5 separate regions of the Mus musculus genome follow, and regions 1, 3, 4 and 5 are each linked to region 2. The links are chromatin loops, found by intact Hi-C in ENCODE. Cell type or tissue: left cerebral cortex. All regions are shown on one strand. Region 1 holds the start of S100a1 (S100 calcium binding protein A1). Region 2 has its middle 4.9 kb from the start of S100a2. Region 3 has its middle 5.2 kb from the start of S100a7a. Region 4 has its middle 15 kb from the start of S100a9. Region 5 holds the start of Chtop (chromatin target of PRMT1).

The links. Hi-C counts contacts between places; a loop is a spot of excess contacts. Peaks named below come from ENCODE experiments on the same cell type or tissue, not always from the same donor. Only the 100,000 strongest peaks of a DNase experiment are listed, where the experiment ranks them.
Region 1: it touches region 2 in a loop (2.1-fold over the local background); 17 of 42 quality-filtered maps call a loop at or near these places.
Region 3: it touches region 2 in a loop (7-fold over the local background); 15 of 42 quality-filtered maps call a loop at or near these places.
Region 4: a loop joins it to region 2, with 2.5 times the contacts of the local background. A loop is called at or near these places in 5 of 42 quality-filtered maps.
Region 5: it touches region 2 in a loop (3-fold over the local background); 7 of 42 quality-filtered maps call a loop at or near these places.

The regions. Positions count from the first base shown.
Region 1 is chr3:90,512,446-90,517,445 of GRCm38, reverse strand. S100a1 (S100 calcium binding protein A1) reads left to right here and starts at 3,116. Exons shown (of 3, transcript NM_011309.3): 1 at 3,116-3,245. S100a13 (S100 calcium binding protein A13) reads right to left here and starts at 3,011. Exons shown (of 4, transcript NM_009113.5): 1 at 2,981-3,011; 2 at 2,427-2,688; 3 at 1,404-1,596. The coding sequence starts at 1,556. In left cerebral cortex, CTCF peaks have their summits at 321 (motif pointing left) and 3,004; DNase peaks (open chromatin) are centred at 2,525, 3,057, 3,535 and 4,990; H3K4me3 peaks cover 2,347 bases; H3K27ac peaks cover 2,427 bases.
Region 2 is chr3:90,582,888-90,587,887 of GRCm38, reverse strand. It overlaps a transcript of S100a3 not described here. Among named protein-coding and RNA genes, the nearest start is that of S100a2, 4.9 kb to the left of the region's middle. In left cerebral cortex, CTCF peaks have their summits at 2,038 (motif pointing left) and 3,965; DNase peaks (open chromatin) are centred at 1,428, 2,104, 3,336, 3,770 and 1 more place; H3K27ac peaks cover 1,961 bases.
Region 3 is chr3:90,646,599-90,651,598 of GRCm38, reverse strand. No RefSeq gene overlaps it. Among named protein-coding and RNA genes, the nearest start is that of S100a7a, 5.2 kb to the left of the region's middle. In left cerebral cortex, no CTCF peak of the experiment used is centred here; DNase peaks (open chromatin) are centred at 1,568, 2,412, 4,107 and 4,993; H3K27ac peaks cover 2,391 bases.
Region 4 is chr3:90,708,253-90,713,252 of GRCm38, reverse strand. No RefSeq gene overlaps it. Among named protein-coding and RNA genes, the nearest start is that of S100a9, 15 kb to the right of the region's middle. In left cerebral cortex, CTCF peaks have their summits at 2,979 (motif pointing right) and 4,468 (motif pointing right); DNase peaks (open chromatin) are centred at 2,999 and 4,473.
Region 5 is chr3:90,506,145-90,511,144 of GRCm38, reverse strand. It overlaps Chtop (chromatin target of PRMT1), which reads left to right and starts at 1,647. Exons shown (of 6, transcript NM_001293776.1): 1 at 1,647-1,954; 2 at 3,519-3,600; 3 at 4,884-5,000. The coding sequence starts at 3,536. S100a1 (S100 calcium binding protein A1) reads left to right here. Exons shown (of 3, transcript NM_011309.3): 3 at 1-111. In left cerebral cortex, a CTCF peak has its summit at 2,716; DNase peaks (open chromatin) are centred at 1,603, 2,082, 2,633 and 3,332; H3K4me3 peaks cover 2,170 bases; H3K27ac peaks cover 1,269 bases.

The DNA.
Region 1 (5,000 bases), 70 kb after region 2:
GGTTTCAATCCCAGCACACACATGGCAGTTCACAACCATGTCACAACAACCCCAGTCCCAGATGATGTCCCTGATGCCCTCCAGTTCCAGACCTGATACCCTCTTCTGCTTTCCATGAGCACAATGCCCACAGTCATACATCTGAGCAAAACACCCATACACATCCATACACATGAAAATGGGAAGGAAAAAAAAAGCTAATCCAAGCTGGAAAGATGGCCCTGACTGCTCTTCTAGAAGTCTTGAGTTCAATACCCAGCAACCACATCACCATCATCTGTAATGGGATCTGATGCCCTCTTCTGGTGTGTCTGAAGACAGTTACAGTGTACTCATGTACATAAAATAAATAAATAAATCTAAAAACATCTTTTTACTATACTATTTTTAAAAGATAATCCATATTCATGTTGGGACTGGGACTACAAACTTGTAATCTCAGCACTTCTGAAGTAGAGGCAGGAAGGAGAACCAGGAGTTCGAGGCTACCCTTAGCTACATGAGACTGTCTCAAAAAAGTTCATAATCACATACGTTTTTGTTGTTGTTTTTTAAGACAAGGTTTCTCCATACAGTCCTGGCTGTCCTGGAACTTGCTTTATATACCAGGAAGGCCTCAAATTCAGATCTGCCTGCCTGTGCCTCCCAGGGGCTAGAACTAAAAGTGTATGCCACCATGCCCAGACACATTCATACACTCTTACATGCCTGTGAATTTTCATAAAGGATGTAAAATAAACTGCTAGCAGACTAGAATAGGATGTAAACTTAGAGTCAGTAAGTTAAACCCCTCCACACACATATCTGTGGAATGATTCCCTTACTAAGGGGATACCACAGGGAGTAGAAAGTAGTCATAGGTGTTCCTTACAGGCCTGAGTATACCAAAAGTATAGCTCACTATACCTTTATGTATTGTTTGTTGAGAAAGAGTCTCCCTAACCTGGCTTCAAAACCTGATCCTTCTGCCTCAACTTCCTGAGTGCTGGGATCACAGGCGTACGACATGCACCACCATGCCTGGCTTATAGTTTTATTTTTGTTAAGCCTCCTTTCAGTTTTTACTGTCTGTAAATCTTCGAGAATTCAAGTCTGGGTCCAGTTTTATGTTGAGAAAATGAGACCAGAGAGACATAGGCAGGACTTAACAGCATTGTTCAACAGAAGCACAGAGCCCAACAACAGCCTGTTCCCAACTGCAACAACACAGAATGTTTGCTCATACACACACACACACACACACACACACACACACACCACCTACCTGAGGCACCTACCTCACAGAACCACCTAAACATGCAGTCACTCACACTGTTTTCTGTCACATTACCTGTTCAGTGTCATCACCTGGCGTGCATAGAAAATCTTAGACCTAGAGCCCAGACCTAGAGCCCTCTACCAACCTTGAGCAAATGAGGCAGTTGCTGAGTGGCCAGTTCCTTAAATTCATTGATGTTCAGGCTGCCTTTGCGTCCTTCCCGCCCTGCAAAGGTGAAGAAAGTAGAGACCACAGTCTCAATGGCCGCCTCCAGTTCAGTCAGAGTCTCTGCTGCCATCAGTATACCAAAGCAGGAGCTGATGTCCACACAGATTGACCTGACAGGAAAGAAACAGACCAGGGGAATCAAGGATCCAAGAATGGGTGAAGTGGCTGCCTGGAAGGGTAATGACAATACTGTCTGTTCCAACAGTATTGCAGTTGAGGTTCGCATCAGAAATCATCTCTATCTGAGTGCCCTTTTGGAGTGTCTGTCTTAGGGATGGCTCTGTAGTGATCCTTCCATGGGACAACCACTCTATCTGTGACAGTCTTCCTTTGGAGTCCTCTGAATGTGCTAACATCCCATGTAGGGGCTCTGTTCTAATGGTCCTTTCTCTCTGTCACTCCCTGCCTGAAGGTCAGGAGGTTGTTTGTCTCCAATGTTGATTTGTATTGAGACTGGAGTCTCCACCCTCCCCACATCCTGGCTAAGGCTCCTAGTAGAGAAGCCTAGAGCTGGCAAAGGCCCAATTGAGGTCAGGGCTGGCTCAATTGGGCCAGATCCATCTTCTCTGCCCCATACCCTCCCTACCTCTGGCTATGGAGGTCAGAGTCTGCTCAGCACAAGAACCCACCGACCTTCCCTGCTACTGTCCATGACTGACAAGATCTAGAAAGGGACTCTTCAAACTCCTCACATCCACAACCCACAAAGTGTTTGGCCTGGACACCAGGGCCTTCGGGGGTCCAGGAAGGGAAGAAACATGCCCACTCGTCCCCTCATTTCTGTCTGTCCACCCACCCACATACTCCTCCGGGGACCGTTGCCTGCTCTCCTAAAGTCACTTCCTGAATCTCTGCCTGAACCCGCTTGGAAGGAGGGACCCGGGAGCTGATAAAGAAAGGAAGGTCTCCAGGTTCTCTGCAGTCAGGAAAAGTAACTCACCGGGAAAGAAGGTGGGATGCAGCTAACCGATCTGGAGCCCTGAGGCTGAAGTTTATAAGCACCAGGCAAGGCGAGAGCCACTCCCAAGTCTGAAGTGTCAAGTTTCCGCCTCCGCTGAGGGGACCGCCCCTGCTGTCACTAGCCATCCCAACACAGCGCCACGCGACTGGGACACAGCCTGATCAGGAAGGACCACAGGGTCTCATCCCTCCCAATTATGAGGGCTACTTGGGAGTCTGTGTTAGAGGGACTGCTACTGCTGCTTGAAAAAGATTAAAAAGAAAAGCAAACAAAATATACTTGGGGGATTCAGCACTGAAAAATCCCCTTCTGAGAAGGCAAAGAGATCCAAAGGCACTCGGAGAGCCCCAGACTAAGGGTCCCATAGTGGAACTCCTATTGAAATTCTTCACTGAGTTCCGAGACAGAAGCCCCTGTCGGAGGCGCACAGGCTAAGCACTCCTGGGCAGAATCCTTCCCTTTCCCTGCTCAGCCCGCACCGCAGCACCCAGCACCATAGCACCCTTCCCTCGACCTCCTTCCCTTCCACCTACTTCCCGCTAGGCTCAGGGAGGTGGTGCAAGCAAGAACGGAAAGAAACACAGGACAGCCCCTTCCCTCCTGGGAGACAGAGGGCGCCTCTGTCCACTCCTGGCCCTTAGCCCTTTGGGTGTCGTTTGTGAAGGGGTGGAGCCGTTGGGGAGGAGGTCGGTAGGGAAAGACGACTAAAAGACAGGTCTCCTCACACCGGTCCAGTGGCCACATTTGCAGCGTGCCCTTCTGTCGAGAATCTGTTCCGACGTCAGGCCGAGGCCAACCGTGAGTATCCTACCCTGCTTAGGATAGGTCTCTCTGGCTTAGCCAGCCTGGAAGAAAGGGAACTTCAGAAGGACCCCAAGAGCCCTGGAAAAGGATACTGTGGTGTCCGGGAGGAGTCGGTCAAGGGAAAGAGCAGTTCGGGAACTAGGGATGATGAAGTTTGGAAAGTAGTGAGAGGAGGTGAGTGAAGGTCAGAGAGCTGGGAGCGTGTGGTGAATGAGGGCGCCACCCAGCTTCCAGGCTACCAGGTCTTCCTACACAGAATCCTGTGTCTCCTGCCAGGGACGCCAGTCTCTAGGTGTGGGCAGGGAGGAGATACAGCCCTGCTCCTTCAGGGTAAGAATAAGAAAAGCTGTCCCTGCCCCTTCTCCACCCTCACTCTCTGCCTTCTCAAGAGCCAGGGAAGGCTCCTAGCAGTGGAGCTTACGTCATGTGGTATCTTTCTTAAAGAAGGGGGTCTGTGGCGGTGTGCACTGTCCCATCTCTGCCTCACAGACCTCCTCTCTAGCCCTTCTTTCTCAGCCTTGACCCCCTCTCCTCTCTCCCCTAATTTTTCCCTCTTTGTTTCCCACTGCTCCAAGCCCAGATCCTCCCCTACATAAAATTCCAAGCTGCTAGAGGGTTCCAGGCAACCTCCAGATGCCCCTCATAGATGAGAATGGTAACCGAGCCGCCCAAATTCCTCCCTTGAGCACCCTCTTATCCCTTTGATCAGCCTGGCTTGAATTCTCTCTCCCACTGTCTCTGTAACAACTGCTTCTTGTGACTGGAGTTCAGGTGACAGTCACAAGGGCTCCACTGAAGAGCTGGCATGTCATCTAATCAGGACCCATTGTCCAGAATACTCAGTGGTGAAGAAGGATGAGGACACCTGAGCTGAGACACATGAGCAACCCCTGAGGCTGTGGAAGGCATGACCCTCCCAGGGCCGAAAGATCGAGCCCCCCACCCCACCCCAGTTTAGTAGTCTCTTCTCAATAGACTTCTCCATTCTCCCACTCTCGCCCAGCCCTTGAGCTCAAATGACCTCATACATTCAGCCCTTTATCAAACACAAACCAGCCCTAGCCTGCTCCCACTGGAGCTACCGAACCAACGCTGGCCCGTGGCAGCAATGGACAGCATCAGGAAGAACACCTACAAAGCTCGTCTCCAAGGAAAAGCCTCAGACATCTCTTCTCCCTTCCTTCTACCTACCTGATGGAAAGGGATGATTTTGCAGAGAAAAGGACTAGAACAGGCAGTCATGTTAAGAATACCGCCATACCGCCCCCCCCACCCCCGTCCCCCAAAGAAGCCAAAATGGCATGCTGAAGAGAGAGGGGGAACTCAGACCAGTAATCTCAGCACACAGAGACACGACTGCCCAGAAGCTAAGGATCTGCTTGAGCTAATTCCAGGACAGCACAGGCTACAGAGTGTGACCCTGCTATAAATAAATAAATCCCAAGCACAAAAAGATGGAGATGTAGCCAAAGGGACCTGGGCTGAATCCTCGGTATCTTAAGAGGAAGAGCCATGCTTGCTGACAGGAAGCTTGGGAACAGTAAGACACCTCTTCCTCACTGACCCCCCATCAGCTCACCAAAGGTATCAGACTTCTTCCTGGGGTAGGCAGAGGAGATCGTAGCCCACTTAGTAGCAACAACAAAGCTTAACTGTGACAGGCCTGGAAGGTAAAACTAGAGCTCGAAGCCTGCCTGGTCCTGTGTCCACCCATGTCTCCCCTCCCGCTCCCCAGCCTTGAGTCAGCCA
Region 2 (5,000 bases):
CATGTTATGCCTGTGAGTCACAGTTCCTTCCAGTGTCAGAGAATGCAGTGACACAGAGTGGGTGGGAACTTCACAGCCTGTGCTCACTCGTGTGTGTGTGTGTGTGTGTGTGTGTGTGTGTGTGTGTGTGTGTGCGCGCGCGCGCGCGCGCGCGTGCATGTGGAAAGAGAGAAAAACAGTCCTGACCACCCTTAGAAAACTGGCGTCCAAAAATACAGCTGGGGCATCCAGAAGAGGATGCCAGGAAGTCAAAGAAATCTTTTCTTATTGTTTTGTTTTGCTGTAAATGCCTGGCACCAGAACACCTCTTAAAGAGGTATTGAGGTGACTGGATCTGGTTAAAACTGCTTCAAAAGGAGCAATGGAGGTTGCTCTGCATCAGACACAGCTGCAGTGAGCAAGAGTCTGTGCAGAATGCAAGAGAGCACCAAAGAGGAGGAAAGGGAGACATGAGCTTCCTCTTCTTCGTTTTCCATAGAAGTGAGTGGCTAGGAAAGACTGCCCTGCCCAGAGTTGAAAACAGGGGCCTGGACCCAGCCATGCCCTCCCTCAGGCCCTCACCGGTCCCCAGAGTGTCTTCTCCATGGAGAAAAACAAACACTGTGTCCTTTAGCTGGGCCCAAGGGAGGGGTCTTCAAGGAGGAGCTGACTTTAAGACTTCGGACTCCGTACTGCCCCCTTCCGCTCCTTACCCCATCCCCAGTTGGGCACCGCCCTTCCTGTGGACCCAGCTCTCTTCCCCCTCCAGACACCAAGCAGCTTCTCTCAGCTCCCCCAGGGCAGGGTGACTCACCCGTGGTTCCAAGCCCAGATACCCAGGTGGTGAGTCAGCGGCACACCCTGCTCCCCGGGGCCAGAGCAGCAGCCGGAAACCCCAACCCACAAGCACCAGAGTGCAGCCCCTCACCTGGCAGCACCTAGGGAGACGCTGGTGTTGACGCTGCTGAAATCTGAAAGGTAGCAGAGTCAGACTCCCAGGCCTTTGCCTAGGGCTCACATGGCAACCAGCCTGCACAGCACAGTTAAAGTAGGTCTTGGGTCCTCCAGTGTCCTCTTCTAAACCTTTGCAAAGCCACTCAGTGTACCTCTCCTCCCCGGGGCCTGGGAGCTCCTCACCAACCTACTTTAGGTAGAACTCAACAGAAACTCTCTGGTGCTCACAGTGACTACCTCCACCAGCTGAACCAGCATCAGCCAGGTTCCTCTCAGAAACTACGTGTGTCTCTTCCATAAGGTGCACAGTAAAATACTCCATACTCTAATACCCACTGATTTCCAACCTCCCTCCCATCTCCCACCGTCTGAACACGGGTACAAGCACGCGGTGCAACCAAGGCCCTTGGCTTCACTGATCATCCTGGTGAGAACGTGCCCACACCCCCACATGGCGTCTCCTTCTGCTGAGATCCCATCTATGCTTTGAAGGCCACATAAAAGGCCTTCTCTAACCCAGCTAGAGTCAGTTTCTACCTGCCCTGGCACATACGAAGCACTCCTCGTGCCCTCCCTTCTGTCTTAACGTCTTCCTATTTAGGCAGATTCGCTGCCTACTTGCTTTCTCTTGCCCTCACTGCCTCACGGTGAGCTCACCGATGAATACTGAGTCTTGTTCATTTCTGCATGAGCACAAGACCTCACCCACGCCAGGTGCCTACCAGCGTCTATGACTGCTGACTGGCAGCAGGGGTCACTGGGGCTAGTGGGTAGGTAGGAGCCAGGGGGTCCCTTTTCTCGCTGCCTGAGAGCACACCACTAATAAATAAGTAAATAATAACTTCTCTTCTGAGTCCCAGGAGTGGCAATGAGAAGGGCTTGGAAAACAGAGCCTTGGAGAACTACAAACCCCTGAGGAGTGACTACAGGAAACTTCCTGCCACAGGGACCCAGAAAAGGAGCAAAGTTCCCAGAGGGCAAGGATGGAGATTAGAGGCTGACAAAGAGATTCAGCCTCACATTCCATCCACCCACTCCCAAACTCTGAATGCCACAAGTTTTACTGCAGTGGTTGGCTCGGTTTTGCCTATCCGGCTTCTGCCCCCTGGTGGTTGAGATGTATCATTGCAATTTAGTTCTTCGCTCTCCCTCCTGTCCACCAGCTAGCTGTTCCCAAGCCCCAGCCATGATTCACCAAGGAGGAGGCAGTGGTGATTCATCTCCAAAGAGCCTTCCCACACCCACACCTGCTTCACACAAAAGGGGTTTCCTGGACAGTCCCTGCTGAGAAGCCTAGGTGAACTGAACGGGAAGCCAGATACTGGGAACCTGTTTCAACGCCTAGTCTAGGATAGGGGAAATAGGAGGTGAGTGTCAGAAATGAGAGCCCGATGACTGCCCAGATCGGCTCACTGGCCCCTTTTCAGGGGTAGGACAGAGAAAAGAGGAATGGTCTCACTATCAGCACCCCAAGTGTAAGTCCGTGTGCTGTCGCTGACTCACCTTGCAATGTCGAGTAAATAGCACCACACCTCGGAGCCTACACCTTTTTGCCACAAGGATCATTTTTAGTATCCCCTGTACCCTAAAATAAGTTTTAAAGTTCTTTTTCTTCTTTTTCTTTTTTGTATATATTTTTCCAGCCTCGCTCACTCCAGCCATATTTATTTCATATATATGAGTACACTGTCACTGTCTTCAGACACAGCAGAAGACGGCATCAGATACCCATTACAGATGGTTGTGAGCCACCATGTGGTTGCTGGGAATTGAACTCAGGACCTCTGGGAGAGCAGTCGGTGCTCTTAACCGCTGAGCCATCTCTCCAGCCCCATGAAGTTCTTTTTCTTATCAAGTTGCATTAAGCCATTCATGATCCTACCCATGACTCTTCGGATGGTAGCATGGTCAGCGTAAGGGAACCCATGCCTTGCATTCTTGATTGCTATTCCCAAGAGGTGTGAGTATTCCTGTAGCTGGGGACTACTGTGTGCCAAGTGCTTTCCATAGGTTATCCCACCTAGCTCAGAAGACAACCCCCGGAAGGTGGAAAAACTCACCCTACTTGATAGAAAAGAAAGTTAGGGCTCACGGAAATGTTCCCACCCAACGAATAAGAGAGGGGAGAAGATTTAAAGATGACCTATTTAGTGGCGTTGATCTCCTGTGCGCTCCAACCGCCAGTGACCCCAGGAGTCCTCAAGGGTAGTTACTGCTGAGACCAACCTCCACCTGCCCAGCAAATTAGCCTCAGGTCTCAGCCACACTGGGGTCCAGAAGCCTGTCTTCTCAGCATTGCTGCTTCTGGCACCTTCTCCTGTGGCCTACAAATGTACTGTGGCCTGGACTTGAAATAAACTCAAAAGAAGCCTTTGTCAGCTCCCACACACACACACTCCCACCTTTCAGTAAAAAAGGTCTTATTCACTTCTTCATGAGCACAGGATCTCACCCACGCCAGGTGCCTACCAGTGTGCTCATGGCTGCTGAGTGACAGCACGAGTCACTGGGGGTAGGAGCCAGAGGGTCAGGGATCCCTCTCTTATCTCTATGCCTGAAAGCACATCACTGGTTACACTAGCAAATAATAACTTCTCTTCTGAGCCCCAGGAGTAACAATGAGAGCTTGGAGGACAGGCTTGGAAAACAGAGCCTTCAAACCCCTGAGGAGTGAACACAGGAAACAGCTCGCCACTGGGACCCAGAAAAGGAACTGAGCAAAGTCCCCAGAGGGCCATGATGGAGACTGAAGATGGATGAACCAGGCTTCCCCTGTGCCACAAAGAACACTACCATCCACCCAATGGTCCAAACCAGACACTTGGCTTCTGCCCAGTCTCCTGCTTCCTGCCCGCTAACCAGATGTCTGGTCAGTCTGCTTATTGTCTCTAAACAGGTCTGGACCCTGTCCATGCTGCTTTAGGCCTCTTCCAATTCATCTGGCCCTGCTGCAGGCACACCCAGATGCTCCTCCCACCCCTGCTCCTGGGCCTCACTCTAAACCCTCCTCGGCTCTGCCACCAGGGTACCTATTTAAAACCTCAGATCTCTCCAGATTAAAGGACATGGTGAATTAGAAGGTCAAGGGAATGCATACTATCCTAGGCACACTACCTTGCTGAGGCATAGGTCATACTCTTTCATGCCCCCAAACCTCTGCCCGTGCCCTGTACTCTTATGCAAAGCCCTTCCTCGGTGGAGCTATCCACCAGCCTCTTGGTTTATTCTATTTTTGGAAATTTTGTTTATTTACTGTTTTAGTTGATGTGTATGTCTGTGTGCCATATACATATGGTGCCCAAGACAACCAGAAAATGCTGTCAGATCTCCAGGGACTAGAGTTACAAATTGTTGTAAACCATTGAACCTGGATCCTCTAGAAGAGCAGCCAGGTGCTCTTAATCACTAAGACATCACTCCAGCCTCACCCCCTGCCTCTTAATCACCCTTTCTGCTCAGCTCAAAGGTCATTTCCTCTGAGTATTGTTCTGTCTCTATTTCCCAGGTCTCCTGCAAATCTGAGCACACTTATGCATGCAGTTAGCTGCTTCTCAGTGCCCTTCTGAAGCCTCTTACCCACAGATCTATAACAACATTTTATTAATGTTATAATGAACAGATAGATGGATAGATAGATAGTGATACAGATAGATATAGATCACTAGAAATATTCACAAAACCCTCCATCCCTTAGTGCATAGCACAAAGCAAGCGTTTGGTGGATGGTGAATGGAGGCTCAGGTGCTGTCCCTCACAGCCAATATCTTTTTTTTCCCCCTGAAATACCCTATCTCCTGATACACTCAATCCTCTATCCCAGGTCTGAACCTTCTGAAAACTGACTCCTTACCATTCTATGGAATTAGCTCTCTTCAGTGCTATGGGAAACTCCCTTCTTGCTGTGGAGTAGGAGCAGTTTAATACCCACCTCTTCAGAGTTCTTCAGAGGGAGCTACTGAAGACCCAGGATCCAGAACTCACTCCATGCCCTCTCTCCATCTCTCTGAGAAGACTGTGTTCTCTTCGTCCTCTCTTCACCCCTGACGCTGCTCCTTCCTGTCCTTCTG
Region 3 (5,000 bases), 64 kb before region 2:
CCCTTTCAAAATGAAAAAAAAAATCATAAAAGTTCCCAAACCTGGAGTGAGAGCTGTCTATTCAGGAGAAGTCTATAGAACACCAAATAGATAAGACCAAAAAAATAAAATTTTCATGCTGTATTATATTTTAAACATTAGAAACACAGAATGAGAGAGGGTATTGGAGCTGCAATATAAAAAGTCTAATATCTTAAAATTGAAGAAAAGTAAAAATAATTCACGATAAAAACAAATTAAAGGAACCTATGACTCCTAAACCAGTTCTACAGAGGCTTCCAGAAGGAATACTTCAGTATGGAGAGAAGAATAAACACAAATAAACAATGCTAGGATAGAAAAGACCATAAAATTAACAAAACGACAGAAATTAATACACACATTTGTTTGTTTGTTTGTTTGTTTGTTTTTCAAGATAGGGTTTCTCTGTATAGCCCTGGCTGTCCTGGAACTCACTCTGTAGACCAGGCTGGCCTGGAACTCAGAAATACGCCTGCCTCTGCCTTTTGAGTGCTGGGATTAAAGGCGTGCACCACCATGCCTGGCTCACACATTTCTATAATAATTCTAAATACTAATGGCCTCAAAAATATCTTGAAGAAAAATTAGCCAGGAAAATGAAAGACCTGTACAATGAAAAGTTTAAAACACCAAAGAAAATTTGAAAAAGATATCAGGGGATGGAAAGACCTCTCACCCTCATGGATTTATAGTAGGATGATTGTGAAAATGGCCATCCTACCAAAAGCAATTTATATATTCAGATAGGTCCCTATCTCTTATCTTTTCTAACAGTCAGTTATAAAATGAGCCAAAGACATTAATGTAAAACTTGAAACCTTGAAGCTGCAGGAGGAACACATGGAAGAAACACTAGGCAAGAACATTCTCAAAGGGACTCTCATAGCTCAGAAAATAACAGCAAGAAGTCAGAAATGAGATCGTCTGGAATCTAGAGGCCTCTGCCTAGCAAAGGAATAACCAAATAGTGAAGAGACATTGAGATTATATCTAAGATAATTAAGAACCCAAAATTAAATATTAAGAACCTAAATCATCTCATCAATAAAATCTACCAAACAGGTGGTTCTCATAGGAATGATAAATGACTCAGAATAATATGAAAACATATTGTGGAGGGGTGGTACATGCCTGTAATCTCAGCACTCCAGAGGCCAAAGGAAGATGAATCTCTGTGAGATTCCGGGCCAGCCTAGTCTACCTAGTGAATTCCAGACAGCCAAGGCTACACTCAGAAACCCTGTCTTGGGGGTGCAGAAGGGGGCAGAAAAAGAAAACATGTTTTACATTTTTAGTCATGATAGAAAATCAATCAGAACTAAATTGATATTGCATCTCACCTCAATCGGAATGGCTATTGTCAAATATACAAGCAGCAGTACATGCTGAATATGATGCTGAGAAAAGGAATCCTGATATACTGTTGGTGGAAATGTAAATTACAGTATTCATTATTCATGGAGGCTCCTAGAACTACCATATGATCCAGCTCTCCTACTTCTGGGAATAGACCTGAAGGGATCTAAATTAGTATACCCCAGAAATACCCACACAACCATGTGTCCTAACGCACTATTCACAATAGCCACCATACATAGAATCAGCCTGGACACCCATCAGTGGCTAGAGAAGGATAAACAGACAGATATAAGGAAGAAGGAAAATATGTCATTCACAGGAAAATAAATAGCTGTGAAGATCATTGTGCTAAGTAACATAATCTAGACACAGACAATGTTGCAGGTGTCCTCTCATCTGGACAACAAGCAAGTGTAAAGAGAACTGAATGGGGAGGAGAAACAAATGATGGTAGAAGTGATCAGGAAAGAGAAGACACTGAGTGTTGGGAAATTATAATGACATACCTGCACAAAAATGTCATCGTGAAATTCATTAGCGTGTATACTCATTTTAAAATTAAGTAAAAAAGAAACTCCTCTATGGCCCCCAAGAAAAACAACTTCATAGTGTCTGTAGTATAGATACAATAACATTCAATTATTTCTATTTTAATTTTTATTCAAGTTATTTATAGCCCATTGACACAAAGTAGTATTTACATCATGTGGAGAAGTGGGGAAAAAGAAACTGAGGCATTGGTTACAATGGGGGATCCCTTGGGGAGGAAGTTGGAGAAATAAAGTGACTTAAGACAGCAGGCACTACCTCGCTCAATGGAGGCCTAAAATGCCCAAAGGGCTGGACACCAATGGGCCCTGAACTCTCTTGTACCACATGGGGAAATTCAGATGCAGAATAACAGAAAAAGGTCCATTTTCAGTCCCCTACTTTCCTTCCACTGACTTTCCAACTCCACTGACAACCTATTTCTTCTTCCCCCACTTGCACCAGCCTTTTCTGTAACACAGTGGGGGCACATCAGGTTTAGTACCATGACAACCAACTCCTACACAGGCTGCTTTGAGTATATTTAAACTATTTAATCTCCTGCTCTACACTTAGTCTTTTAGTGATCCTTCCATCACTGAATCCAGGCAATAAAGAACAGAAGGAGCACTCTCTTCATGCTCACCAGCATTCTCTTCCCCTCTTCATCAGAACCCTGTGAGCATTTGACTATCCATTGCACTGAAGTGATTCTGCCTCTTTCCCTGGACTGTTAGTTCCCCAAAGGGCAGTTACTGATGAGACCCAGGGCCTTTAGCTTAGGGAACAGGAGTATGGGTTTGAAGTGGGGTTTTCTGCCATTTGTTTGCTGCATGATCTTGTTAAGTTTGCTGAACTCTGTACATGTCAACTTCTCTTTACCTAACATGAAAATAAAGCCTAACTGTTTGGATTATGAGAATTAGGGAGGAATGAAGGTATGGCAGGGCTCTTGATGTCTGGTTCATTAAACACTAATTGTGCAGCTGTTATGACTAGCTGTCAGGACAAATATTTAGAAATCTGTAAGTCAGATGAATAATCAAATAAAACCATATCTCCTCCCAGGCTCAAAAATTCTAGCAACTCATTTGCCCATCCACTGGCCACCCAAGTGCTAAATTGAGTTATGACAAGAGCCTTCTACTCCAAATAAGATCTCTTGGGAGATACAGAACCTAGTCATTGGAAAGGCTGAGCACAGCATGATGTGTCTTACCCACTCGAAGTAGGGCAATGCTGAAGGAAGCTGACCATGGCCTTATGGTTTCCAGTCCCATGACGAGATTGAGTGGTATAAAGGGACTGCTCTATGTTCAGGGCACACATCCACATGTCCTCTTGTTAGGACCTTCCTCAGCTCAGGTAAGTCAGCAAATGACTCTTGTATCCTGGGACTGTTTTACCCTTCTCTTAGCCCATCCTGCTACCTGAAGGTTAGAGAGCATTGTGAGGCCTGAGGCTAGCCACAGCCCTGTCATCAACAGGCCAGAAAGAAGAGAGAAACACGATACTTATAACCACCATGAACAATCTGACCCAAGAGTGTAAGAAACAAAACAGTTGTTTCTGTTCAGCAGGTACTTACTGTAGTCGTCCATCTTTGTTTCCTCATTCCCAGGAATTACTCTAACTAGTCCATAACTGGGCTTTAATATCTGTTCACAGTCTAACTCATGTGCTCACACTTGGAGCCTACACAATATTTCATGAAGATCTTACAAAGGGTAACGATGAGGCCCCCGGGTGCCTTGTCCGTGGTAGAGAACGGGCAGTGAGCAGATGACCAAGGACCCTATCCTGCTTCCATCACTCTAACCTTGACTTTCAAGCTGGAAGAGAAGGTTTTGATGCTTCCTAAAGAGGGGTCTACCAAATACTGGGTGCGGCTGGGTGCACTATCTTAGAGCTCAATCATTGTCTATATCATAACCCCCAGTTCTTCCTGCTTCTGCATCCTGTTCATGGTCCCCACTGCTAGACTTTGGTTCACCTATATTTTCATCTTGGTTCCTGAGTAGATAAACAAATGTCCCAAGCATGTTCCTGCCTTCCTCTTTTTGAACAATAATTATTACATCACATTGAAAGCAATAAGCCCTTTCTGCCCTGCCTTAGTCTTCCTTCCCTCAGGTGACACTTAGCCACATGTGAGGAGGAGGGAAACAGGATCATTATCTTTGCTCCCTACAGACTTGTGAAAACAAACATGACAGCACCAAAGCTGAAAAGTCCATGGTGGGCGGAATCAACTTGTTTCATGAATCCAGGGATAATGACAACATGATCAAGAAGCCAGATGGGAAGAAGATATTGAAGGAGAATTTCCACAACTTCCTCAAAGTCTGTGTGAATAGAAGTATAACTTTTCAGTATTTGTTGGGCTCTGCTGTGAAACTCAGAGGCGTCTAGTTTAACCCTATGCTGAAAAGGTCAAAGATGGAGGGTGTCCTTCTAGGCCACAGAACTCTCAGTGTGGGGTGGTGGGCTGGACTCAAGGGTAAAGCCCAAGTACAGGGTTTGGGATAAGAAGAGGGGTGGCAATGGAAGAGGGAAGTGGGGGAGGGACAAATAATACTAATGATGTTTGGAACAGCCATAGAGAAGCCTATTATTTCATGTTGACTAGAAACTACATATAATGCTCTGCATATGTGTGTGTATACATATGTATATAGTTTAAGTGAAGTTATGTCACTTGAGGGGTGATAATGCCCCTCAAGAGGCATAGACTGTCTAGCAAAAAACAAAAACAAAAAAGCCAGTATCAGACATGGGAGACCTTTTAAATTGTTGGTCAGAGAGTCTTAGAGGCTTCCAGAGCAATGGAGGCTATTGCCATTGTTCCTGGTTGCCTCCCAGAGACTGGGGGTAAGATCATCCTCAGTTATTTTTAAGGTAGATGTTCAGCAATTTAACTAAGGGCTGATTTGTTTACAATCTTCATATTTTTCTCCATCTTCTCTCCTCTCGTACTCTCTATTTTCTACTGAGTTCTAAACATGAATAGAGCAATTTCACGGGCTAAAGACAAGTGGGCAAAGAAGGGAGACAGAGAGGAATAGCAGAACATTGGAGCGTGGGAGGTAAAC
Region 4 (5,000 bases), 130 kb before region 2:
AAAAAAAATCCATCAGAGAACTCCTACAACTGATAAAGACTTCAGCAACGTGGCTGGATATAAAATTAACTCAAACAAATCAATAGCCTTCCTATATTCAAAGGATAAATGAGCTGAGAAAGAAATTAGGGAAATGGCACCCTCACAACAGTCACAAACAATATAAAATATCTAAGTGTGACTCTAACCAAGCAAGTGAAAGATCTGTACAATAAGAACTTCAAGTCACTGAAGAAAGAAATCAAAGAAGACCTCAGAAGATGGAAAGATCTCTCATGTTCATAGATCAGCAGGATTAACATAGTAAAAATGGCCATCTTACCAAAAGCATTCTACAGATTCAATGCAATCCCCAAAATTCCAACTTAGAGATAGAAAGAGCAATTCTCAAATTCATCTTGAATAACAAAAAACTCAGAATAGCATAAACTATTCTCAACAATAAGAGAATGTTTGGGAGAATCACTATCCCTGGCCTCAAGCTGTACTACAGAGCAGTAGTGATTTTAAAAAAAAAAAAAAAAGGGGGGGGGGGGTATTGGTACAGAAAATATAATTGAAGACCCAGGATTAAACCCACACACCTGATCTTTGGCAAAGAAGGCAAAACTATCCAGTGGGGAAAAAAAGACAGCATTTTCAACAACTGGTGCTGGTTCAAGTGTCAGTCGGCATGTAGAAGAATGCAAATTGATCCATTATTGTCTCCAAAGATAAGAGACAAAGGTCAAGTCCAAGAGGATGAAAGACCTCCTTATAAAACCAGATACATTGAATCTAGCAGAAGAGAAAGTAGGGAAGAGCTTCGAACACCTTGGCACAGGGGAAATTTTCCTAAACAATACCAATGGCTCAGGATCTAAGATCAACTATTGACAAATGAGATCTCATAAAAGTGAAAAGCTTCTGTAAGGCAAAGAACACTGTCAACAGGACAAAATGGCAACCTACAGATTGGGAAAAGATGTTTACCGACCCTACATCTAATAGAGGGCTAACATCCAATATATAGAAGAACTCAAGAAGTTAGATTCTGAAGAATCAAATAACCCTATTAAAATTGGGGTACAGAGCTAAACAAAAATATTCTCAATTGAGGAATCTCACATGGCTGAGAAGCACCTAAAGAAATGTTCAACATCCTTAGTCACAGGGAAATGCAAATCAAAACAACCCTAAGATTCCACCTCACACCAATCAGAATGGCTAAGATCAAAATCTCAGGTGACAGCACATGCTGGTGAGGATGTGGAGAAAGAGGAACACTCCTCCATTGCTGGTAGGATTTCAAGCTGGTACAACCACTCTGGAAATCAGTCTGGTGGTTACTCAAAAAATTGGACATAGTACTACCTGAGGACCCAGCTATACCACTCCTGGGCATGGGGGAGAGGGGAGAGGTACAGAAGGTCAGGAAATTGAATGGAGGTATGTAGCAATGGGGGATGGGGAACTGGGGTTAGCCATGAGAAAGCCCCAGATTCCAAGGAAGCAAGACATTCCCAGGACCCAAAGTGGATGACATTAGCTAAAATACCCAACAAAGGGGAGGTAGAACCTGTAGAGACCATATCCAGTGGTTAGGCATGGCCCTCATTGAAGGATGGGGTCATCCACCCATTTCAAAAATTTTAACCCAGAATTGCTCCGGTCTGAAGGAAATGCAGGGACAAAGAGTGGAGCAGAGACTGCCCCACCTAGGTATCCATCCCATCTGCAGACACCAAACCCAAACACTATTGCTGATACTAAGAAATGCTTGCTGACAGGAGCTTGGTATATCTGTCCCCTGAGAGGCTCTGCCAGAGCCTGACCAATATAGATGCAGATGCTTGCAGCCAACCATCGGACTGAGCACAAGGACCCCAATGGAGGAATTAGGGGAAGGACTGAAGGAGTTGAAGGGGTTTGCAACCCCATAGGAAGAACAACAATATCAATCAACTATATCCCCCAGCGCTCCCAGGGACTAAACCACAACTAAAGAGTACACATGGAGGGACCCATGGCTCCAGCTGCGTGTGTAACAGGATTGACTTATCTGGCATCAATGGGAGGGGAGGCCCTTGGTCCTGTGGAGCTCAATGCCCCTGCGTAGGGGAATGCCAGTGAGCTGAGGTGGGAGTGGTTGGGAGAGGGGAGCTCCCTCATAGGCGCAGGAGGGAGGGGAGGGGGATAGGAGTTTGCAGAGGGGAAACCGGGAAGGGGGATAACGTTTGAAATGTAAATAAATAAAATAACGAATAAAAAATAAATTTTAATTTAAAAAAAAGGAAAACTAAAAGAAATGAAATTTGGAGAAAAAAACTCAGGGACTGGACAGGGGAGTAACTGGAAGGGAAGGAATAAGGGGCGCATTTGATGGAAACACCTGTGCACACTTGAATACTAAATAAAATATTAAGTTGTAAAAAGAATTATCCTCAAACTTCTCCTACCTTGAATTTTTAAAAAGGACTCACTTCCTTTTTTAACTTTTTACTGATATTTCTTGAGTTTCAAATCATGCGCCCCAATCCCACTCATCTCCCTCTTCCTTTGTATACACCCTCTGCACTCGCAACTTCCCCCTGAAGAGAAAATAAAAAACAAACATTTTAAAAAATAAACAAAACAAAACATAGAATACATCTCATGGTAGAAGCTGTAGTATGCCATATGGTATTCCCTTTGTCCACACATCTTTCCTTGCAAATGTGCATTGCAATGTCATTGCAACGCCTCTCGCTTTTGCTACACTATCAAAACTGAATCCTCACAAGGACTCCTTTCAGATATCCTGTATTTTCCCTGTGTCAGGAGATCCTGCAGCTTTTATTCTGCAGGACTGGCCCCTTCACGTGCTCCAGCAGTTCATAAATGAGGTAGATGTTGGGGTGGGCCAACTCAAAGCCCTGGATCTGGACCTGCTTGTTAGCTGAGTTGGTTAGCCTGCCTGCTCTTCCACACTTGCACCACCAGGGCGAGCTCTTCAGCACTGCTCCAGCTAACTCACCCAATGTTGCAGCCAGCAGGGGGCAGTGTGAGCTCTCTTTCTCTCATGCTCTTGAGAGCCACCAGAATCAGCTCTACTGTGCTGCTGGTCGAGGTGCAGGGCTCATTCTCCAAGCGTTTCAGCCGTTGAGAGGCTGGGCTAGCTCTCCAGTTCTCACATCCTCCGGGCTGGCTTACCCAACTGCCTCAGGTGGTAAGGGAGAAGGAGGGCATCTTCCCCGCACCCACACAACCTCACAACAGATGAGAAGCAGGGCCACGTATCCTGCACTGTGCTGCCCAAGAGAATTGAAGCTCTCAAGCATTGTAGCTAGTAAGGGGCAGGACCAGCTCTCCTGCTCTTATGACCCTGGTGCCAAACTACCGCAGGTGGCAAAGGGTGAGTGGGGAAGAGTAGCACCCCCATGCCCACACCACCTCACTGCAGGTGACTGGCAGGGGCCAGCTCTCCCCTGTCACACCCTCAGGACTAGCTCACCCAGATTCCTACCTCCATAGCCAGCTCTATTATGCTGCCCAGACGCAGTGCAGAGCCTGTAGTGGTCACTTCTTTGGGAAAACACCAAATGGCCAATAGGAGGCTATGCAGCTTCCGCAGATTTAGCAGCAGACTTGAGACCCACGTTCATGCTTGAGAACACAGGGCTCATGGAGGTAAAGCCAAAGGCAAGGAATGGATTTCCATCACCAACTGAGCTGCCTGGTTAAGGACATGAAGATCAAGACCCTGGGAGGTGATCCACCTGTTCTTCCTGACCATCAGGGAATCTGAGATTATTGACTTTTTCCTGGGCACATCCCTAAAGGCTGAAGTTCTAAAGATCGTGTTGGTGTGGGAGCAGACTCAGGCTGACCAATCAACCAGATTCAAGGCTCTGACTGCAACTGGAGACTACAATGGTCACTTTGGTCTTGGTGCTAAATCCTCCAAAGAAGTAGCCATTGCCATCAGAGGGACCATCATCTTGGCCATCATCCCAGGGCAGAGAAGTTACTGAGGGAATAGGGTTGACGAACACTACACTGTTCCATTCGAGGTGACCGGTAGCTGTGGCTTGTGATGGCACATCTCATCCTTTCCCTAAGAGGCACTGGCATCATCTCTACTCCTGTGCCCAAGAAGTTGCTGCTGAACACCAGTATTGATGACTGTTCCACATCATCCAGGGGCTTCACTACCACCCTAGGCAACTTTGCCAAAGCCATCTTCAGTGCCATCTTCCAAGACCTACAGCAACTTAACCCTACCCCCACCCCCAACCTCTGCACAGAGGCTGTGTTCACCAAGTCTCCTTATCGGGAATTCATTGACCATCTTGTGAAAATCCACCACAGAGACTCCCTTAAAAGAACCCAGTCTCCAACTGTGGCTACCACATACAGGAGCATATACAACAAAAATAAAGTAAATTAATTAAGGCTAAAAAAATTAAATGTAAAATTTTTAAAATTAGAGTCCAAAAGACTGCCGAAGCTGTCATGACATAGACAGGCCATAAGGTGGCAGCATATGCATTCTGATAATCCTGATGTCACCTTCTACCCAACAGGAATCTCCCTCACAGTCTAATCCCTCGTCTTCCCTGATGTGTCCTGTGTTGCACAACTTCTTAATTGTAGAAAATAACCTTCTAAAATACATTCTATCAAAACCAACACAGTCTTCGTTGTGTTTAGCCAATGTTTATCTGTCTCCTGCAGGCAAAACTTATCTAGTGATGAGTTAGCAGGTTAATAATGCAGTAAGGGAGACAGACCGAAAAAGCCAATAATTATAATGTCCACAGTGTGCTGATTGGAAAAGCCTGTTATTTTCTACAAAGGGTTGTAGACTTCAAGGAGATGCCTGAGGTGGAGCCAGGCAACAGGAAGCTCCTGAGATATAACACCTCCAAGTCTTGGGATAAGGTCTGGAGTTTCAGTGGGAAGTGAAATGAAGGCAACAGTTTATTCAGCAACATCCAGGGGAGGTGGAAGGACTGGAGAACTGTAGCCAGGGACAAGAA
Region 5 (5,000 bases), 77 kb after region 2:
CTGTACCTCCCTATGTCCCCATCCTTGCCCAGTCTCGACGTGCACCAAGGGCACAAGAGTGGCAGTCCAGATCTGCCACTTGTTTTAATAAAGCCTTCTCTCTCACCAGCTATCAATGTCTGTACCCTCTGGGCATGGCTATGTGTGAAGTAAGGGGTGCTCACTCCCAACACCTTATCTTGTCAAGTTTACATTAGTTCCTTATTTAAGGAACACTCAAAACCCAGAAATGTAGGGGTCCGAAAATTTTAGCTGGAATCCAAGTGTCATTGGCTTCTCAAGGATTTGTATGAGTAATTGGTAATACCAGGACTTGAAGGATGAGGCAGGAAGATTTTGAGTTCCAAGCCAGCCCATACTACATAGCCAGAAACAGAAATAAACAAGCCATCAAAAAATGTGGGGCTGGTGAGATGGCTGAGTGGGTAAGAGTACCTGACTGCTCTTCCAAAGGTCCGGAGTTCAAATCCCAGCAACCACATGGTGGCTCACAACCATCCGTAACGAGATCTGGTGCCCTCTTCTAGTGTGTCTGAAGACATCTACAGTGTACTTACATATAATAAATAAATAAATCTTTTTTAAAAAATCTGAAGAAAGCTAGAAATGGTGGCACGTACCATAGTTAACACCAGCTCAGCACCTGGGACGTAAAAGGCAGGAGGATCTCTGTGAGTCCAAGCCCAGCCTGGTCTGTATAGAGAATTCTAGAACAGCCAGAACTACATTATAGAGACTCTGTCTCAAAAAAACTACCAGAGGCAGTGGTGACACACGCCTTTAATCCCAGCACTCGGGAGGCAGAGGCAGGCAGATTTCTGAGTTCAAGGCCAGCCTGGTCAACAGAGTGAGTTCCAGGACATCCAAGGCTACACAGAGAAACCCTGTCTCGGAAAAAAAAAAAAAAAAAAAAACAACAACAAAAAAACAAAACCAGAAAACAAAACCAAAAAACTACTAGAAGAACTTTTTCCCAAGCTTCATTCAGTGTTTATTGATGCCTCATCATTGCTAGACATTATGTAAGAACTAGGGATACATAAGTGGGGATACAGATTTGCTTTATTGGATTACTTGAGGTAAAAAGACCCACCCTAAAACTAGCCACATCTTCTAGAGGCAGTCCCTATAAAAGGATGTAGATGAGTCCAGTGTGGGTCTTAAATCCCAGTACTGGGAGGGGCGGGGTTAGGGGGGGTCAGGAGGTGGATCTTTGTGAGTTCGAAGCCAGTCTGGTCTACACAAAGGAAGCCTGCCTCAAAAAGAAACAGAAACTCTACAAATAGGTTTGAGGGCCTGAGCAAATTAGCCAGGTCTCAAGGTCCTAATAAAGACTTTTTACAGTTGTCTTTAGCTTGGGAATGGGAAATAAAAGGATACAAACACTGTTGCCAATCTAAGCTGCTATTTGCAAGCCAAAAATCCCACCAAAGTGGGGCATAAACTTGTCCAGAAGGTAGTCTAGAGGTACTTAGCGATTACGGCCACTGGCCACGCCCCCGAAGGCGGAGCACTACACGTAACTTAAGGGATCTTTGCCAAAGTCAGTGGGGATTCGCTGCGATTCTTGCGCTAGGCCAAAGGACCATGTTGCCACGCCCCTAGTTGCGCGCGCACTGACGCAAGCCCGTCGGCGCCATTTTAGCCGGTCACGCTGCACTGGTGGGCCCGGCGGCCATTTTGTTTTGGACACCAAGCGGGAGTTGGCGGCGCCGGCTCTGGGGGCCCAGACGAAAGGCAGGAAAGGGCAGGCTTGACGAGCGGGAGGATCGGTCAGCTAGATACTCAACCCACAACGAGGAAGCCTCACATCCTACCGTTTAAGCATCTAAGCCAACCGCCCAGCTAGTTAACCCGAGCGGCCCGCCGTCAGCTCAGGTTAGGCCGGCCTCCGGGCCGCCCGCCGCAGCCGTGGTGGCAACCCCGGGAGGAGCGCTGGCGTCCATCTCCTTCGGTGAGTTTCTGTGGAGAGGGCAGAGGTGGAGGGGCGCGGGGTCCGGGGCCCGGTGGCGTGGGTGGCAGGTGTGGACCGGGCTGAGGTGCGCAGAGGCCGGGGAGGGGGCGGAGCCGGGAGGCGGAGGCTAAGCCGGAACCGCGGCCAGCGAGCTGGGCCGCTAGCCGTGCGGGTGCTGCTTGTGGTTGGCGTGTCTGGTGCAGGTGCTGGTGCTGGTGGTGCTGGTCGTAGTGGTTTGGCCTCAAATCCAGTGTCTTGCTTACCTAGATAAGCGTCCTCCATCGGAGCCAAAGCCTCGCCCCAGAATAGCGTTTGATGGGGATAACCACGGAAATAGTCGCCTGATCAAAGTTGGAGTCCTGAGAGGCTTCGAGGTGGAGGTCAAATGAGGAGTACAGGAATTAGCGGCGGCTCTGGGTGTTCGATTTTGATTCTTTTTTTTTTTTTTTTTTTTTTTTTTGCGGCACCGAAGTTGAACCCAAAATCGTACTTTGGCTAAACTAGCGCCCCGAGTTAACATCTCCAGCTTTAAAAATAATAATAATCTTAGTTTGAAACAGGGTCTGTCAAATCACCCGGGCTCGCCTTGAGCTTGTGACCCCCTTGCCTCAGCCCCTCCCCAGTATATGCCACTACAGTTAAAATATTGTGGTGTGCTCTTAACAGAGCTCTCAGATTGAATACCCATTTAGAAAACCTCTTCTGTCTTTCCCCTGCCATGTCTAACTAGAGCTCCACCTGCATTTGGAGTTGAGAATCGATTTTGAAACTAGGCTTTTCTTTTTATTTTGGGTGTATGAGAGTCCGGTCCTCACAGTGTGACAATGTAACCCGTTACAGCCTCAGACTGTTACACCACTCCCCTGTTGCTGCTGGGAATTGAACTTCCCAGGGCTTCATCAGTGCTAAACAAGCACTCTACTGAGGAGCTATATTCCCAGCTCCTCCATTTCTCTAGATCCATGACCCTCAACTTTCTATAGACATGTAAGATGTACCTGGGTAGCACCCCCAATCCCAGTTGCTGTACCCCATCCTCATGGCCAGATTGTACTTTAATTGGTCTGGATCCAGGCATCAAGAATTTAGTTTAGTTTGGGAGGGACTTTTTCTTTTTTTTTTTTTTTTCAAACATTCCTCAGCTAAGTCACATACAGTCCAGGCTGAGAAGAACTATTGAAAGCCAAACTCCTAGGCTTTGGCTACATCTCATTCTGCTATTTTGGAGACTTTGGCAGATGTTCTCCATCCTGGAGCTTTGAAATTTTTATAACTATTGTATGGACGTAAGCCCCCACCTCACAGGGTTTCTCTTAGGTAGCCGTGGCTGTCCTGGAACTTGCTATGTAGACCTGGCTAGCCTCGAACTCAAAGGGAGCCACCTACCTCTGCTTCAGGAATGCTGTGACTAAAAGTGCACCACCACCACCACCTGGCAAACTTAAGATCTCATGATACCATCTTCAGAGTTAAAAATATAGGCCTTTAACAGATTTATGCCTTGCTTCTTGTGAAAATGCAAGCTTCATTATTTTGATTGACTCATGCATATTGTCCTTTGTAGATTCTCGGGATTTGAAGATGGCTGCACAGTCAGCGCCGAAAGTTGTGCTAAAAAGCACCACCAAGATGTCTCTAAATGAGCGGTGAGGCAGCCAACAGCAACTTCAGCTCCTTCCTAAGAAAACATTACTTAAATTGACCCTGGGGTCCAATACAAAAAAAGCCAGTTGTAAGCTAAATGACAGAAGGCTACAGACCTCTGTTCTTAATTGCATCTAATGTGGTACAAAACAAATTGGGCAGTTGTTTCAAAACCCCTTATCAGTAGATTTTTATATTAAGCTATCTGAAATATTTACCTGGTGGGATATATTTTTTAAAAGACTCCTCACACCCTCCCTTCAATTTTTTTTCCTAACATTGATACAGGGGTGGTGCAGCATGATGGTATGGTATATCCTGGCTGCAAGAGGCTTGCTGCCTAGTCCGAGGCCAGCAGTGTTGTGTCTGGCCTGTAAGAGGCAGGTAGCAAGCCGAGACTATGTCCAAAGGCCCCTGAATGGCATTCTTGGGCCTTGTAAGAGGCACTTGCTTTGCTCCATTTCACTTTCTTCCCATTCTGCTTTTTAGTTTGTTTTGTTTTGAAATCTTTCATCAGCTGTGTGTTTACTTCTATTAAACTTAATCATAACAGGAATGATAGAATAATGTCCTCTTAGGCTCTTAAGCGACTTAACTAATTTAACTTTCTCAGAAGTCCTGAGTCAGAAAGAGTGGTTATTTGTATTTAAAGGCAGTTTTTGTTTCTGAGAATTTCATTTATTTGGTGTCTTTCACCATTTTATTATGTTGTTGCTAGAACTCCCAAGGCATTTAATTTAGTGCCTGTGTTTGCTTCAGAAGCACATGTGCTTCTCTGTTCATCTTTTAAGATGTGATACATTAATTTCCTGTATTCATGTGTTACTAAGTAACATGTTAGAATGTAATAAACTCCCATAACTCATGAGTCTGTTATTTCAGTGGACTTTGAAGGTGCTCTGATCCTTCCTCCTGTTTGTCCTTTGAATGAACTTTCACTCTCCAAAAGTGTCGGCATTTCTGTTTGTCTTTGTAACTGCATCTCTGTTTCTTGTCATCATATTTGCTTACTGCGTGTATTTCATGCTTTCCACTTCTCTTAAGAGCTGTTACCTGAGCCCTTGTTATCGCTTCTAATTGTGCTGCCCTTGGCTGCATTTCTGAGTTTCTGGTTCTTGCAAGTTTGTGGAAACAGAGGAGTCTTTAACCCACATCAGCCTTGATCCAAATGTGCCACTTTAAAGTTCGTGGGATCTGGAGCTCCTGGTCTAGCAAGCCATGAGAATGCCAATAAGTGTTTTATAATAAAGCTTTATTTAAACACCCGTTTTGTTCGACCTTGAAGCTTTACTAATATGCTGAAGAACAAACAGCCGATGCCAGTGAATATTCGGGCTTCGATGCAGCAGCAGCAGCAGCTAGCCAGTGCCAGAAACAGAAGACTGGCCCAGCAGATGGAGAA